Regions from separate parts of the Mus musculus genome. Here region 1 is linked to region 2. The links are chromatin loops, found by intact Hi-C in ENCODE. Cell type or tissue: heart. All regions are shown on one strand.

Region 1 (8,000 bases), 81 kb after region 2:
TCCATCTTGTTGAGTCACTGGCAAAGGAGGTCCCATGAACCCACACCCACACCCAAATAAAACCCTCAGGCTATTGCCAAGGTTACTGTTGCTCTCCACAACTTGATGGTAAGACCCTACCGCTGAGAGACGTCAAGCTGGTGCCTGACTGGTAGCTTACCTGTCCTGACTAGCATCACCGATGCTGGAAGGCACTCTGCACGCCTCTGGAGGAAAAGCAATCATCACTATCATCCAGCTACACACTGCGACCTACCCCGGTGACCTGCCTGCAAGCTAAACTGATGTACTAGTGGCATGGATGGCATGGGAATAACCAACCACCTTTTGATTTGATTTAACATCCACTCTCTGAGAGAAAACCCGTATCTGACATTGCCAACATGGCCAAGAGCCTGAGATTAGACAGGTCATGGGCTTAGGGGAAAACTGGAACTGCTAAAGGAACATAGCAATAAAATGACCCCCAATGACATAATTCCATTTCTGTAGGTCAGTGCCCCACTCAGCCTACATCAGAGAAGCTCCTTCTTAAAGTAACTGGGAATTAGCAAAGAGATTCACAATTGGACAAGGTGTGGAGAATGAGAGACGACTGTGGAGCACTCAGTCCTAGATGTCTCCATCCCCTCAAGGGTAAGGGAACTGTGTGGAGAGGAAGCAAAGTGCTAAGAGCCAGAGCTGATGGCTGACTAAAGGAAGCAGCATCTTCCAGACACAGCAGGATTGGTGCACATATGAGAAACCACAGATTTGTTTGTTGCAGATGCACAGGGCCTGCACAGGTTCAAGCCTGATAAAGTCCTAACACTGAGAGGGAAAGGCAGACATGGGGTCTGCTTTGTGGTTTTTTAAATTTATTTTTATTTTTTAGTTTTTTTTTTTTTTTTGGTTTTTCGAGACAGGGTTTCTCTTTATAGTCCTGGCTGTCCTGGAACTCACTTTGTAGACCAGGCTGGCCTCGAACTCAGAAATCCTCCTGCCTTTGCCTCCCGAGTGCTGGGATTAAAGGCGTGCGTCACCACGCCCGGCTATTTTTAGTTTTTTAAAGACAGGAGAAAACAGAACATAAAGTTGGACGGGTAGGGAGGCAGAAGATCTGGGAGGGATTCAGAGAGGGAAAAACATGATCAAAATATGTTGGGCAGTGGTGGCACATGCCTTTAATCCCAGCACTTGGGAGGCAGAGGCAGGTGGGTTCGAGGCCAGCCTGGTCTACAGAGTGAGTTCCAGAATAGCCAGGGCTATACAGAGAAACCCTGTCTCGGAAAACCAAATAAACAAACAAAAACAACTCAAGAAACAAACAAAATATGTAGCGTAATTCTTTTCAATAAAATAATAAAGTCAGATTCTCACTATATAGGCCTGACTGGCTTGGAATTCACTATGTAGACCAGGCTAGCCTCTAACTCATAGATCCAATTGTCTCTGCCTCCTGAGTGCTGGGATTAAGGGTGATACAGGGTCTCATGTCTCATTTGAGGCTCTGTTGGCCTCAAACTCCCTATGTGTTACCTTGAACTCTGATCCTCTGCACTTCCTGTGTGTTACACATGCCGCTGCCACCTCCTCTTCCTCCTCCTCCTCCTTTCCTCTTTTCTCAAATAGCGGTTCTCTGTGTAGCCCTGGTTGTCCTGGAACTCTGTAGACCAGCCTGGCCTGAAACTGATCCACCTGCCTCTGCTTCCTGAGTGCTGGGATAAAGGCAAGCACTACTACTGTTCAGGCGTGCATTTCTACACCCAGTTCATGTGGTGCTAGGCTTTGTGTCAGACGAGCATCTAGGAACTGGGTTACATCCCTAGCCCTTTGTTTCTGTCTTCTGAATTGTAGTAAGAAAAATAAGATCTATTTTCAGATTACCTTTTGACGTGGGGAGGAAGGGAGTTTGGTGAACTGTGCTGAAGATCAAGTCAAGGCCTTCCTAACTGTAAGACAAATGATCTCTATCACTTACTTACATTGCAGGCCTCATCTTAACGATCTCTGAGGATACACTTGGGTAGTTTTAAATAGAGTCACACAGTAAGGACTGGAGACATGACAGACAACTGAGATTTGTGGAGTTACTGAGGACTTTTTGGGTGGGACTAAAGGGTCAGGGAGATTGGCTCAGAGGGCAGGGGTAGGAGGACTAGGAGGGATCTTAAGAGTTAAAGGCTTGCCGAATGGAAGCTATGCTGTAGCTGTGAGGGTTTGGTGGGACTTAATGACTACCAAGAAGAGCCTGAGGGCAAAGAAAAGCCCCGAGGGCCCAGCATCCAAGGTGTCTGCCAGGCGTGACTAGTCACAGACTGGGGAGTTCAAGTGCTTTTAACATGACCGATCGGAACAAAGATGGCTTCATCAACAGAGAAAAGTTTCATCATATGCTTCCTTGTTGGAGAAAAAGTCCAGCTGATGAGCATCTTGACTGATGCTATGATTAGTGAGGCTTCGGGTTCCATCGAATTCTGACAATGTCTTCTGAGAAGTTAAACAGGACCCATTACGAAGTTTGGTACCCTTCAATGGGGTGACTCGATGGAGGAGCAGGAATGGTGTGAGAGATCCATTTATAGGACAGGGTGGATGAGCTGCAGAGAAAGGCACCTGTTGACAGAAAGGGAAACTTGATTACACTGGACTCATACACATCCTAAAGAGAGAGAGGCAAACGACAGAGAGGATGGAGGAGAGCCTCACATTCAGCTAGAAGCCAGAATATGACGAGACTTCTAGCTTCTTGGGAACCTGAGGTGGGAGGATCCTGTAAGATCTGGGAGAAGGCGAAGCCACATACAGAAACTCCATCTCAAAATAACAATAATAGCAACAGTTGTAACCAAATACTCCTAGCTACTACTTGGGGTGTTTATATTATAACACACACACACACACACACACACACACACACACACACACACACATTTACACATTTCTTTATGGTCAAGGACGATGAACCAAGTTACCTTGGTCACACCAATATACACTGTCACAGAGCAACATTTCCAGTCCTAGGTCTTCAGAGAAAGGCCTCACTGTGTAGCCCAGGCTACCCTCAGAGACTCTTGTCTTGGCCTTCTGAATGCTAGGATTACAGGGGTGTGCCATCACCCCTGGCTCCACAAGTTCCTTTCAACTAAACAGGTTTTGCTGTTCTTGTTTTAGCCTCAGACAGCTGGGTACATGTTATCTTTATAATAGGCATTTCTGTCATTTCCCAAATATAGGGTAACATGACGGTAGCCCTCCTCTCAAATCAGAGTCAATTTTGTTAAAGAAAGTTTTCAATTTGTTTCTGAACCCTAATCAATCTTTATATCTGAAGGGGAAAAAAAGCATTTAAAAACTTCTTGGGAGCCTGGTGAAGAGGGAGTTGGTTCTGATTTGGTCACCATTTTTTTTGTTTTTGGCCTTGGCTAGAGAGGATGTTAGAGTTCTGCCCTTGAGGTAGCTGGTGACATGTCACCAGGCTGTGATCTTCTGAACTAGATGTGGCAGAGCATGTCAGCAATGCCGGCACCCAGGAGGCGGAGGCTTGAGGAAGGTGAATTTGAGGTCAGCCCGAACAACACAGGAGGAATCTTGTTTTGAAAAATACTAACATAAGAATGGGGAAGCCATTTTTTATGGTGGGGGTTTGGGGATGTGGAGGGGTGGAGATAGAGGTAGAGAAATGGCTTAGTGGTTAAGAGTAGTAGTGACTGCTCTTCTAGAGGACCCAGGTTCAATTCCCAGGACCCACATGATAGCTCACAACTGTCTGTAACTCCAGTTCCAGGGGATCTGGGACTTTCACACAGACAAACATGCAGGCAAACCATATAAAATAAAAATAAAGACATCACTTTTAAAAGTGGGGAAGGGGTGGTTTGCATTAAGAAAATTGGTGGGCAGTTAGGTACAACAATTGATCACGACTGTGCCTTTTTGGGGTGCTAGAGATGGAATCCGTTGTCTCAGGCATGCTGAGGCTTTTCCAGGACACCACTCTAGTCCCCACTCCACTAAAAACCCAAACACTCCTCCTATCCCAGAAAAAACAAAACCAACCAACCAAAAACCCAGGGCTGTCGAGATGGCTCAGCTGGTAAAGGCACCTGCAGAGACCTCTCAGGCAGTGAGGAGGCAGGGCACATTGTATGGCAGCGCTGCGGGCCAGTGTGCGCAGGATGGCAGCCTCTCCCTGAGCCTTATACCCACATAGTGGAAGAAGAGAACCAACTCTTGAGAATAGGTCTCTGACCTCCACACAGAGACCTGTGAGGCACAGGACCACACACATAGTCATACAAAAAAAAAATGTGATTACAAATGTGTAAGAGTTACATATGTATATATGTGTGTGTGTGTATATATATATTCTCTCCTCTCCCCTTCCCAGTCTGTCTTGCTAGGTAGTTCAGGCTAGTACTCACCATATACTCCAGGCTCTCCTCCAACTTGCTGTCCTCCTGCCTCCAGAGCTCTGGGATTGCACACACGGCTAAGCCTCTTTTTTCATGAAAGTTCACAACACAGCCAAGCCCAAGAGTAGTCAGCACGTGAACAGCGTGCCCGAAGTCATGCTTATTGAATTACACTAATGTTTTGAAATAGATCACATGAATATTCCCGTTTTACACCCGAGGGAACTGATGGCTAAAGAGGTCAGAAGGCTAAGTACTGTTGGAATCACCATTTGAACATGGATTTGCTATCTCTGATTCAAAGCCCATGGTCTAGGGAAGAAACGTACTCTCAAAATTAGAAACAGAGAGTTCCCACCCTCGGGGCAACGGAAACCACAAGAAACCTGAAGTGGGTTGAGCATCTCTGACAATCTGCAGGCTCCCATGCACAGCCTAGCCAGCCCGCGGCCCGCTGCGCGACCTCCCGACACACGAGGGCGCTGTCGCAGCACGGCGGGAAACGAGCCGCCAGCTAGTGTCGCGAGATTCTTAAAGCCGGAAGGGCGAAAGAGCAAGGGTCACGTAGACGGCGCTCCCCGCCCGGCTCGCGTTAAGTTCTCGCGCGAGTTGTACTTCCGCCCTTTTGGCTCTCCGGTCGGCACCATGGCGGTCGGCAAGAACAAGCGCCTGACGAAAGGTGGCAAGAAGGGAGCTAAGAAGAAAGTGTGAGTGGCGGATCGCGCGGGTCCCCGGCCGTTGGGCTCCGCAGGAGTTGGTGGGCGGGTTCTGGGGTGCGGCGTGGGGCGGATGGTGAGGATGCGGGGTGGATTGCGCGGCGGTGCTGCGCTGCGCGGCTGGCGGGTGCGTCCCGGGCGGCCGCCTCTCCGCCACCCGGCCGGGTGTCGCGCGCCGCGTGTGATCTCCGCCCTGCGTCTCTAGCAGTCGCTCGCGTGTCGCGCGCGAACTGTGGGCTCCTGGGTTGCTGGAAGTCCGTGGCACTTTTTAACACCGCTCTACGTCAGTCACTCTGGCTGTCCATGTCGGGACCCCATGTCAACTTGTGTGCTGGGCTCTCGTGGGACCGACCTGGAGACCCGGGACACTTGTTTAGCAGCAGTTTGTGCTGTTGCGGACCAGTCACTGTCACAGGTCCCTGAGGTTCCAGGGCAGTGTGTATATAGTACTGCCTGTGTGATGGAGGAGTGGGGAAGGCATGGCTTCGAACTTACTGCTTTGTGCACTGGCAGACCAGCCGGCCTCGCAGACGTTCACCCCACGGGGAGGACGTCCGTCGTGTTAAGTGCAGGCCGATTGCAAGATCGTGCCTGGGAAACTGTTAACAGAAGTCTGAAGGATAAGAAGCGTTTAAAAGTGGTCGGGAGTGTTGTTACAATTTACAGAGAAACTTGAGGTTATTTTTCTCCCATCCAGGGTCGATCCATTTTCTAAGAAAGACTGGTACGATGTGAAAGCTCCAGCCATGTTCAATATTAGGAACATCGGGAAGACACTAGTCACGAGGACTCAAGGAACCAGTGAGTACTGTGGGCCCCTTTTGCTTTGTTCCTAAGCTGTGGCATGTGCATATTAACCGGCGCCTTGGTCAACTCTGATGGGGCGCTGGATTGAAATGTCAGCCCAGTGGTTGGAGGGCCTGGCATTGGGAGTGCTTGGTCTTAGTACAGATGTGGCAGCAATGAAGTGTTTGTACAGCTGTCCAAGAGAACGTTTAGGTGTTGGCAGTAAGCCACTGGTGTGAAGGTGGGTTTGGTTAACAAGTTAACAGGGTTTGTGGTTCTTTTTTAGAAATTGCCTCTGATGGCCTCAAGGGTCGTGTGTTTGAAGTGAGCCTTGCTGATCTACAGAATGATGAAGTTGCGTTTAGAAAATTCAAGCTAATCACTGAGGACGTTCAGGGCAAAAACTGTCTGACTAACTTCCATGGTATGGATCTTACCCGGGACAAAATGTGCTCCATGGTCAAGAAGTGGCAGGTGAGACCAAAAGCTGCGAGTGTGAGTGCTGTGGTGTGGGTGTGCAGATGTGTCATGGGTGTGTTGGTTGGTAGGTAGTATCAAAACATGGAATGGAGAAGTTGGTTTCATTTCATTTGAGTATCACTGTTAATTCTTGAGTGCTGGAGGTAGAATCCAGGGCTTTCCACATGCTGGGACATCAGTCCTAACATTGAGCTGCATCCTTTAACTTGGTATTGCTTGTTACGGCCACATTAGGTGAGTTGGGCAGCTTTGCCAGTTTGGGGACTGTTCTAGGGTTAACATCGTTAGAGTTGATAGAGAAAAGGTGCTCTATCTAGCTGACTCAGTTGTCTGACAGTGGAGTGTGGCTAGAGTCAGATTCGGTCCCCTTCTGTCCTTGAAAGTAGTAACAAGCTTTGATAGCTTAATTTCTTCAACATCAGCCCCTGGGGTTGTGAAGATGAAATGACATGTAGGGAAATGGGCTTAGCATGGTGACCAGCAAAGAAGGCTGATTCAAGGGAAAGCTGTTCAGATGTATCCTGATATTGACATTGTATATGGGAATGAGTGATGACAAGATGTTTCGGTCCCAAATGAAGCCTACTGATTACCGTAACATTTATTGCTGACATTCCCTTATACTTTATGTAATTTTGGAAATAATAGGCTATTTAGTACATACTGATGTATATACTCCTTTGCAGTGAAGTGGATGCCAGGATTTTGTTTCCGGGCAGTTCTGCTGGTCTCAAATTCTTGAGTGATAGGATTGAAGGCATGTACCACCGCTCACGGCAAATATTGGGTATATTTGAGAACTTAATATTTGTAAAATTCAAAGAAATCAGATCGCTTTGCCACAAAAATGGTCCTCTAAAAGATGGTAGTATGGTCTAATTACAGATTTTGTTTAGCTTTGGATCTTAGCTTTGGAATTATGTTTTTAAGTTCTTTGTGTAACTTAGGAATAAAAAGGCATTTAGAAAATACAGTTTTACAGCAGAACTTCTCCACTGCCCTCTTTCAAGAAAGGATCTTCAGGTCTGGAGGGATGGCTCAGCAGTTAAAAGCACTGACTGCTTTTCCAGAGGTCCTGAGTTCAATTTCCAGGAACCACATGGTGGCTCAAAACCATCTGTAATGGGATCTCATGCCCTCTTATGGTTTATCTAAAGACAGCTACAGTGTACTCACATAAAATAAATTTTTTAAAATAAAAAGGGTCTCCAACCTGTTGTGATCTGGTACTTGCTATGTAGACCTTTGTATACTGAGTGCAAGGATTGCAGACATCTGTCATGTACAGCTTATTGTGTGTTTGGTTTTTTTGGGCTCAAATTCCTAAAAGATCCAACATTTTTGTGTGTCCTGCTTGGAGTACTGAAACTAAAGCCGCCACACACAACCTATTTTTCCTTTCTAACAGGATCTTTCTTTTCTTCCTTTTGTGATTTTTTTTTTTTTTTTTTTTTTTTTTTTTGAGACCGGGTTTCTGTGTGTATCCCTGGTTGTCCTGGAACTCACTTTGTAGACCAGGCTAGCCTCGAACTCAGAAATCCGCCTGCCTCTGCTTCCTAAGTGCTGGGATTAAAGGTGTGCGCCACCACACCCGGCTATTTTTCCTTTTTAAAAGATAATATTC
Region 2 (8,000 bases):
CATGTTCTGTTGCTTGATTCCTATTTTTCACAATTTTGGAAGTTTTAATTCAATGTACCATTAAGAAAGAGATAGTTAGCACTCGCTGAGGTACATACCTATAATCCCAGTGTGCAGGAAGCAGAAGCGGGAAGATTCTAACAAGTTTTTTGACAGTCTGGTCTACACAGACAGAACCAGACCAAGTAAGTATACATAATGAGAATCTGTCTTTAGACAGAAAGACAGGGGCAGAGGGGCAGAGGGAGGGAGGGAGGGAGGGAGGGAGGGAGGGAGGGAGGGAGGGAGGGAGGGAGGGAGGGAAGGAAGGAGGGAGGGAAGGAGGGAAGAAGGAAGAGAAGGAAAAAAAGGAGAGAGGGAGGATAGGAGAAAAAAAGATACAACTGGGGCAATATTTTTGTCAGCAATGTGCCTGCCATGCAAGATTGACAATCAGACTTCAGTCCCCAATTCCCACATGAAAGGCACGCACCTGAACCCTAGTGTTAAGAAGGTAGAGACATGTGGATCCCTGGAGCTTGCTGGCCAGTCATTCTAGTTGAATTCTCCAGTTCCATGTTCAGTGACAGATAGATAATACAGATAGATAGAAAGATGGATCGATGGATGGATGCATGCATGCATACATGCATGAATGCCAGGCATTGGTGCACACCTTTATTCCCAGCACTCAGGAGGCAGAGGCAGGTTGATCTCTTAAGTTTGAGGTCAGTCTAGTCTACACAGAGAAACCCTGTCTTAAAAAGAAAAAATGGGGCCAGTCAACTGGTAACAGCACTGGCTGACAATCTGATTTTGATCTCTAGAATCCACAAAAAGCCAGATGCCCTGACTCATATCTGTAATCCCAACACTTCTTCAGCAAGCTCGGAGGAAAAAAGAATCACCCCAAAGGGCAAGGGTCGGCTAGACTAAACTACACAGAGCAGACGGTAAGACAAGTAGAAGTGAAAGGAGAGGACTACCTTCCAAAAATCTGCCCTCTGACCTCCACACCCAGGCCTGGCATGCTCACCCGCACTTACACATGCATGCCCGCACACAACAAAGAAGAAAATGTGTTAAATAAGTAAATAAGGTGGAGAGTGCACCACTGGACATCAACCTCTGGCCTACACACATACATACACTAGTACATACATACATACAAGAAAAAAGTTAATAAGCAACTTTCTGCACAGACTGAATGAGAAACCAATGATGTGAACTAAAAAAATGTGTTTACATTAAAGTTGTTTTTTTTAAAGCAATGTTGTAAAAAGTTTTTTTTTTTAAGTTAGATAAAAAGGAATAAAATCCATTGGTGGAGGGTTAGCCATGAATATTTATCAAGACCAATGACTGCTGTGTCCTTGAGGCAAGCACTGCCTAAGGTACAAATACCTGCTTAGAGACAAAAAAACAACCACACACCAATTCATGTGACTGATAAAGTCCTGAAAAAACTAATCCTAAAAACCAAACTGGAGCAAGTGTATATTTAACTCTTCACTATCTTGGTCTCCGAGTTTTTGAAATGGCACCTATGTATTAGGTTATGTAGAGAAGAGTTAAATAAGAAGGCCACTTGGTCCACTACCGGGCACAGAATCAAGGTTCTTCTTTGGAACAGAATTACAGCTCACACTATGTCCACTAAGAAATATTAGATGCAGCAATGGTAACAAATGAGATGAACTAGCTGGACCACCAACGCCCTATATTTTAATCATGAAAGGTACTCTAAATGATGACTGAGGAAAGGACTGCCAGGGGCCCCTCTCAGCCACTCTGCCCATGCTGCTCAAAAGGGTGGATACTGCTGAAAAGGGCATACAAAGGACAGACCTTACCTCTTTGTACACTGTAAGCATGCAAGTATGACGAACCTAACCTTAAAGTCCATATCAGGACCACCCTTCAGCAAACTATTAATAAAAAATTTAGACTTTCTTTAATGATAAAAATCCAAGTGATTCCTGTTGGTCATCCACCCCATCAAACCACACTATAAAGAAGAGGAGTCTGTACCTTCCTGCCAAAGCGTGCTGTATGTCCACACAGAAACAACTAAGGATGGATGATATCACTACAAGATTTCTGTACATCCAAACTACATTAGGTTCAGAAAGAGAAACCAAGATTACATTTTAAAAAATTAGTTTTTTGTGGAAAAGGAATAGATGAATTTGCGTTTCATCTGGAAGCTCACTGTTGAAAGTTCAAACACAAGATCCCCAAAGTAGTAAAGTTGGATGATGGATACCCAGAGATCACTACACTATTCTAATATATATAATATGCATATATTATATATATGTTTCAATAATAGTTTCAAAAATGTGTATATATGTATGTATCTTTCAGTATATCAAAAATCATAATACAATAATAAAGAAATAAAATATAGCTTAAAGTTTTACGCTTCAAAAGTAAGTGCCTATACCTATATCACCTATACCTATTTTGTCATTCTATAATCTGTATTGCAAATAACCGGACTAACAGTAAAAGCCTAATGAAGGAAATAATTAACTGCCGGGAATAAAACAGTCTAACCTCAAAAATATAGAGGTAAAAAGAATGGCTACTAAACAGTTATTACAACTACTGCACATTTATATCTGGCACCTTGTATTATCTTCTAACACTGGTTGAATGAGAGAAAATTATTTTAAAACCAAACTCGGTTTCAACTCTTTTAAGTTTATAAGCAACAGAAAACTAAAGTCTAAAGGCTCCACTAAAACTAATTTCTAAAAATGGAATGGAAAAAGAAAAAAAGAAAGTATCTCATATCCACTTAAAATAAGCCATTGCCCACCATAGTATAATCAACAACTTCCAATGACCAAGTTTGTTTCAATGATAAACACAAATTTACAAAAGTATCAAGCTCACACTGTGGCTGCCTCAGGCCTTTTTCAAATTGACATTCAATTATCACAAGATAACCCTAAACCCACTGCAAAATTCAACCTTGGTTAGTTATTTCTAAAACTAAAAGTAGCCAGAATTTTAAAAATACTAATTTACAAGTTAGCCTATATCAGCACTATGAACATGAATTCTGTATTTAAAACTAACTATAGCAAAACATAACTTAGGCAAAAACTTACATTAGCTCCCAAGTCCAAAAAAAAAAAAGTCATTTATTCAAAATATTAAAGAGAAAAATCGCAGGCTTAAACATACACTCCAAGAGGAAAAAAAAGTTACATCCAAATTCTCCATTGAACACCTGACTACACACACACATGCACACACATACACACACAAATATACTTCCACATCAACACTTGCTTAATTAGCACAAAGGTGATCTGTTCATGTTCATTGAAAACCTGAAGCATCAAATTTTGCATAATTCTCTTTAAACTGAAATACAAGTAATTGCTCCATTTAGGTCAAGTAGAATTTTGTGTCTATCCGTGGAAAAAGCCATTAGATTGAGTGAAGCACATGACCCCAACTTCGTCTTGCTCCCCAACTCACCGAGAAAAGTATATGCTTATAAAATATTGATCTACTTACCAGGTTAAAGACAGTTTCTACAATATCCCTATTGGACACTTCTCCAACTTCAACCAACCCCGTCAGCACGGCGAATTTCATTCTGATGCCCCTGATGGGGAGCCCCGGCTTCAGAGACAGCGCACCCCCTTCCGTAGGGGTTTCTTCTTTCCCTCCACCTCCCCCGTCATCACCTGTTGGTGGCCGGGAAGGGGCACGATTGTCTTCACTAGCCATGACTAGTTCACGAGAAAGGACAAGTCAGAGTCACCCTGGGCCAGCAGTCGCTGCACGGAGAAGAGGCACCAACACACACGCAAACGCTAAACCAAAAAGGGTCTCTGTTCCAACTTGCGGAGAAACCCAAAAAAGCAGGAAAGTCCTTGGTCGTCGCCCTCCTCCTCTTGGAGACTATTTGTCCAATCTCTCTCCCGGAGGCTGACAACAACGCCAAAGCCTATTGGAAGATTAAACATCTGTTAAATAGGGTAGGTCTGTCGTGGGATTTTTTAGGGAGGAGAGGGAAATAGTTACTGTCTGTCAAATAAGTTACTAAGGGCACCCCAAGGGCCAGCCGGCCGGCCGCTCCTCCCGGGCTCCATCGCCCGCTCCGCCGAAGGCGGGTCCTCCAGGCCGGCGAGCAGGCTCACTCCTCCCCCCCCCCCCCCAGCCCGCGCAGGTGGTGGGCGCGGGCAGGTGCACCGCGGGGGACTGTCGCCGGCAGAGGACGGGGGGCCCCTGCGACCACTGAGGTCCAAAGTTCCTCCTCACCCGGAGACTCCGGCCTCGTCCTCACCCCCGCCGGGGCGCAGCGAGACGGAGGTGGCGGCGGAGATCCAGGGCAGGAAAAGGCGGGGGAAGGGGGCGGTGATTCTCCTCAGCGCTCGGCCCAGGGGGAGGAGTGGAGCACCTCGCCCGGGCACCTGAGCTCGGCTGAGGAGAGGAAGGGAGGTGTGTGCTGGGGCGGGAAGGCAGGCCCGACGCGCCTGCGGGGACGGGGACAGGGACCGGGACGGGACCGGGGAGAGAAAGGTCAAGGCACCTGGTCGCAGCCTTCAAGTTTCCCTAGTCCGCTCCCCGGGAGCCCGGCGGCTGCCTAGAACTCCGTGCTTCCCTAGGCCGCCCCACCCCTGCGCTCAGCCCTTGCAAACGCAGCTACTGCAGGCGGGGGCGACGCCGCGGCTCGTGCCGCCGCGGTGGCCGAGGATGCTACTGCCACAGAACGCCGGGCTACGGCGCGCGGGACTACCCCTATGCCTACTGAAGCTGCTCCTCGCCGCCATGACAGCGCCGAGGGCCGCCGGGCGCGGCGTGCGCGTGCGCGAGCGCGAGCGCGCGGGGTGGTGGGGCGGGCGAGCGAGCGAGCGGGCGGGCGCCCTAGCGGAGGCGGCTTAGTAGGGGACGTGCGGGCGGGCCCGGAGAATCGCGGGTGAGTGGCGGAGCAGAGCACGCGCGCTCGCTGGAGGTGCCACGCGGGCGGGAGCGCGCCTCGAGAGCGCGCTGCTCAGGTAGAGCCGCGAGCGGCGCGCTTTTCCCTCGCACTCTTCGCCCAGACTGTGCTTTGGCGACGAACGGGAGGCGGGTGCTGTGCAACAGCAGGTCTCTGAGCGCCGAGGGTACCCGCCCCACGTTGTCAAGGTGTCCTCGTGTTGGACTTGGAGAAGGACACCTGAGGGACTTAGGAGTCGTTGAGGTGGCGGCGCTGGAGCCTCTGGGGAGCAGTCTCCACCCCTGACTGAGCTCAGCTGCTGCCTGCCCGCCCGCGGCGCTAACTGGGAAAGATTTCCACTGGGATGCCCTGGCAGCTGCCGCTGCTCGGAGGGGAGGGACAGCGACTGGGAGGATTCCTTGCCTGGCAGCTGCCGCCCCAGCAAAGCTCTCCCACATTCTAAGGAGTAGAGGATTCATTCCTCAGACAGCTGCTCGGAGCTGTGGAGGCGGGATTCACCGGGGGGGTTGGGGGGGGGCTGGAAATGGGAAAGGGGGTTCCTCTCAATTTCCCAGTGTGGAAGTTAAGTTTGCCTCATTATAGATGCTTTTAAATATATATAAATGAGGATTTGAAGCCAGTACAAATTGTCATAGTCTAATGTTGTCATTCTCTTCACTGCCTCTGATGATGGCAAAGCATTGATCCTGGTGCATTAGTATAAAATAAAATGAACATAGAGGAGGTAGTTGTTCTATTAGTATTCTCTGGGATAAGACTTTAAAGTACTAAAATACTCCCAGGTTCCTAAAAATGACGGGATGAAGTAATCAAAGTACTCTGAAGGAATCCAAAGAAACGTAGATGAGTTTGAGAAATGAAATGGTTCACTTGAAAAGGTATTATTTGAAACATCCTTGAAAAATAGACCGTTTTAGCTGTCACATGGATACTTAAGAGAAGCAACATCAGAAAAGATTCTAGCAACGAAGTGTGTTTAGTTTATTGCACCTTTTTTAAATACTCAAAAGGAAGCTTCTTAAAAGAAATTAGGTTGCCTCAGAATGGATTTACAAATTCCAAAGATAAGGCAGACATTTTTCTAATTCTGTGAATTGCTGATTTGTGAACTTTTACTGTTAGAGTTAACATCACTGGCCACCTGTTGCTGAAATCCCTGAAGAAGGAAAACAAACAAACAAACAAATTCCTTGGATCTCAGTGTGTAAATCTGAAATAAGGGAGTGAGATGTCCCTGCAGGATCAAGAAAACATTCACTTGACCTTCTTGACCTTCTACCAATTTCTATTTTGAATGTGGGAGCCATGATTAGGCTACCAAAGTCATCTGGTAAGATTTTGCATCCTTGGATTTGGCAGATAGTTTAAGTTACTATATCTAGTTTATAGGCACTAATAATTTGTTGATGAATACCTTCTAATAAAAGCAGATGGATGGTAAGAATGAAAATGGTCACAGTCAAACCCTTTTCAAGTCACACAGTCTCAAGGATCCAGGATAAGGTACGTGTCTCATGCATTTTTGAGATTATTGGTAATGCTCCTTTACCTGGGAAGCAAAAGCTGTTACAAGACAACTACTTAACTATTTCAAAACAAATTACACACTTTAAAAAATCATTTCCCAGCACTTTTGTCACCACCTACTTTTCTTAGTAGTTTTACTGCCGAAAGAAGTACAGTAAATGCAGAAGAGAAAACTTGGGCTAGCCCAGCCCTGGTTAAAGTACAATCCCTGTAGATTGCCGTTTAGATGTACACCATCCTGAGGGATACTTTGGGCTAAACTGCCCATCAATTCATAAGCTCCTTGATGTAACTATATTGTAAATACTCTATCCTATATTAATGGGGATTAAATCAAACACTGAAGTGACCTGCTTTAATTCTTCCTGAAAGCTCTTGCTACCATTTGAATTGAGGAAAATTGTGCTACCATAGATATTTTGATATTATGAAAACAGTTTTTTATTAGTTAGATCTAATGAAAGTTAGTCTAGTCAAAAGCCTTCATATGAGCTATCTACAGCTAAGTTTATAATACGGTTTCAGCTGTATTATACACACAAGGGAGGATGTGGGGAAGAGAAAGTGAGGGGGGGGGGGTAGAATGAGAAAAATGGAGCAAGGGTAAGCTTGCCTTCTGCAAAGCCAGGTTCCAGTTTCTTGTTGCCATTTAATTTGTATCTATCTGATATCAATGTCTTGGAATTAAGTCGGAAGATTTTGATTTTTCTAATTTTCCTTATCTTAAGCATACATCAAAAACATAACAGACAACAAAAGAGAGAGAGAGAAGTCGGGTGTGGTGTGGTTCAGGCCTAAAATTCCAGCGAAGGCTTGATGACCTCAAAGTCAAGGCCTACCTGGACATTTTAATGAAATCCTATCTCAAAAAAAAAAAAGTTATAAATGTGTTAGAGGAGCTGATAAGTTGACTCAGAAGTTAGGAGCACTGTTACCACCATTTGTTAAGAGGACTGGGATTTGGGGCTGGTGAGATGGCTCAGTGGGTAAGAGTACCCGACTGCTCTTCCGAAGGTCCGAAGTTCAAATCCCAGCAACCACATGGTGGCTCACAACCATCTGTAACATGATCTGACTCCCTCTTCTGGAGTGTCTGAAGACAGCTACAGTGTACTTACATATAATAAATAAATAAATCTTTAAAAAAAAAAAAAAAGAAAGGGGTCTGGAGAGATGGCTCAGTGGTTAAGAGCACTGCCTGCTCTTCCAGAGGTCCTGAGTTCAAATCCCAGCAACCACCTGGTGGCTCACAACCATCTGTAATGGGGTCTGATGCCCTCTTCTGGTGTGTCTGAAGACAGCTACAGTGTACTCATATAAATAAAAATAAATAAACCTTAAAAAAAAAAAAAAGAAGAGGACTGGGATTCAGTTCCCAGCACCACCCCCACCCCCCAATGACTCACAACCATCTGTTACCCCAATCCCAGGGGATTTGACAGACACCCTCTTCTGAACTTTGTGGACAACAGGCATGCATGTGATATATACATGCAGGTCAAACACTCATGCACACAAAATAATAAAAATG

What was found. A loop is a pair of places that touch in the nucleus more often than their neighbours do. Peaks named below come from ENCODE experiments on the same cell type or tissue, not always from the same donor. Only the 100,000 strongest peaks of a DNase experiment are listed, where the experiment ranks them.
Region 1: it touches region 2 in a loop (6-fold over the local background); 12 of 42 quality-filtered maps call a loop at or near these places.

What each region holds. Positions count from the first base shown.
Region 1 is chr3:86,139,609-86,147,608 of GRCm38, reverse strand. Rps3a1 (ribosomal protein S3A1) reads left to right here and starts at 4,941. Exons shown (of 6, transcript NM_016959.4): 1 at 4,941-5,101; 2 at 5,808-5,911; 3 at 6,183-6,370. The coding sequence starts at 5,040. Snord73b (U73B small nuclear RNA) reads left to right here and starts at 6,922; the gene lies at 6,922-6,992. In heart, no CTCF peak of the experiment used is centred here; a DNase peak (open chromatin) is centred at 4,958; H3K4me3 peaks cover 2,500 bases; H3K27ac peaks cover 1,843 bases.
Region 2 is chr3:86,221,018-86,229,017 of GRCm38, reverse strand. It overlaps Lrba (LPS-responsive beige-like anchor), which reads right to left and starts at 4,328. Exons shown (of 57, transcript NM_030695.2): 1 at 4,264-4,328; 2 at 3,514-3,949. The coding sequence starts at 3,729. In heart, no CTCF peak of the experiment used is centred here; DNase peaks (open chromatin) are centred at 4,277 and 4,847; H3K4me3 peaks cover 2,642 bases; H3K27ac peaks cover 2,061 bases.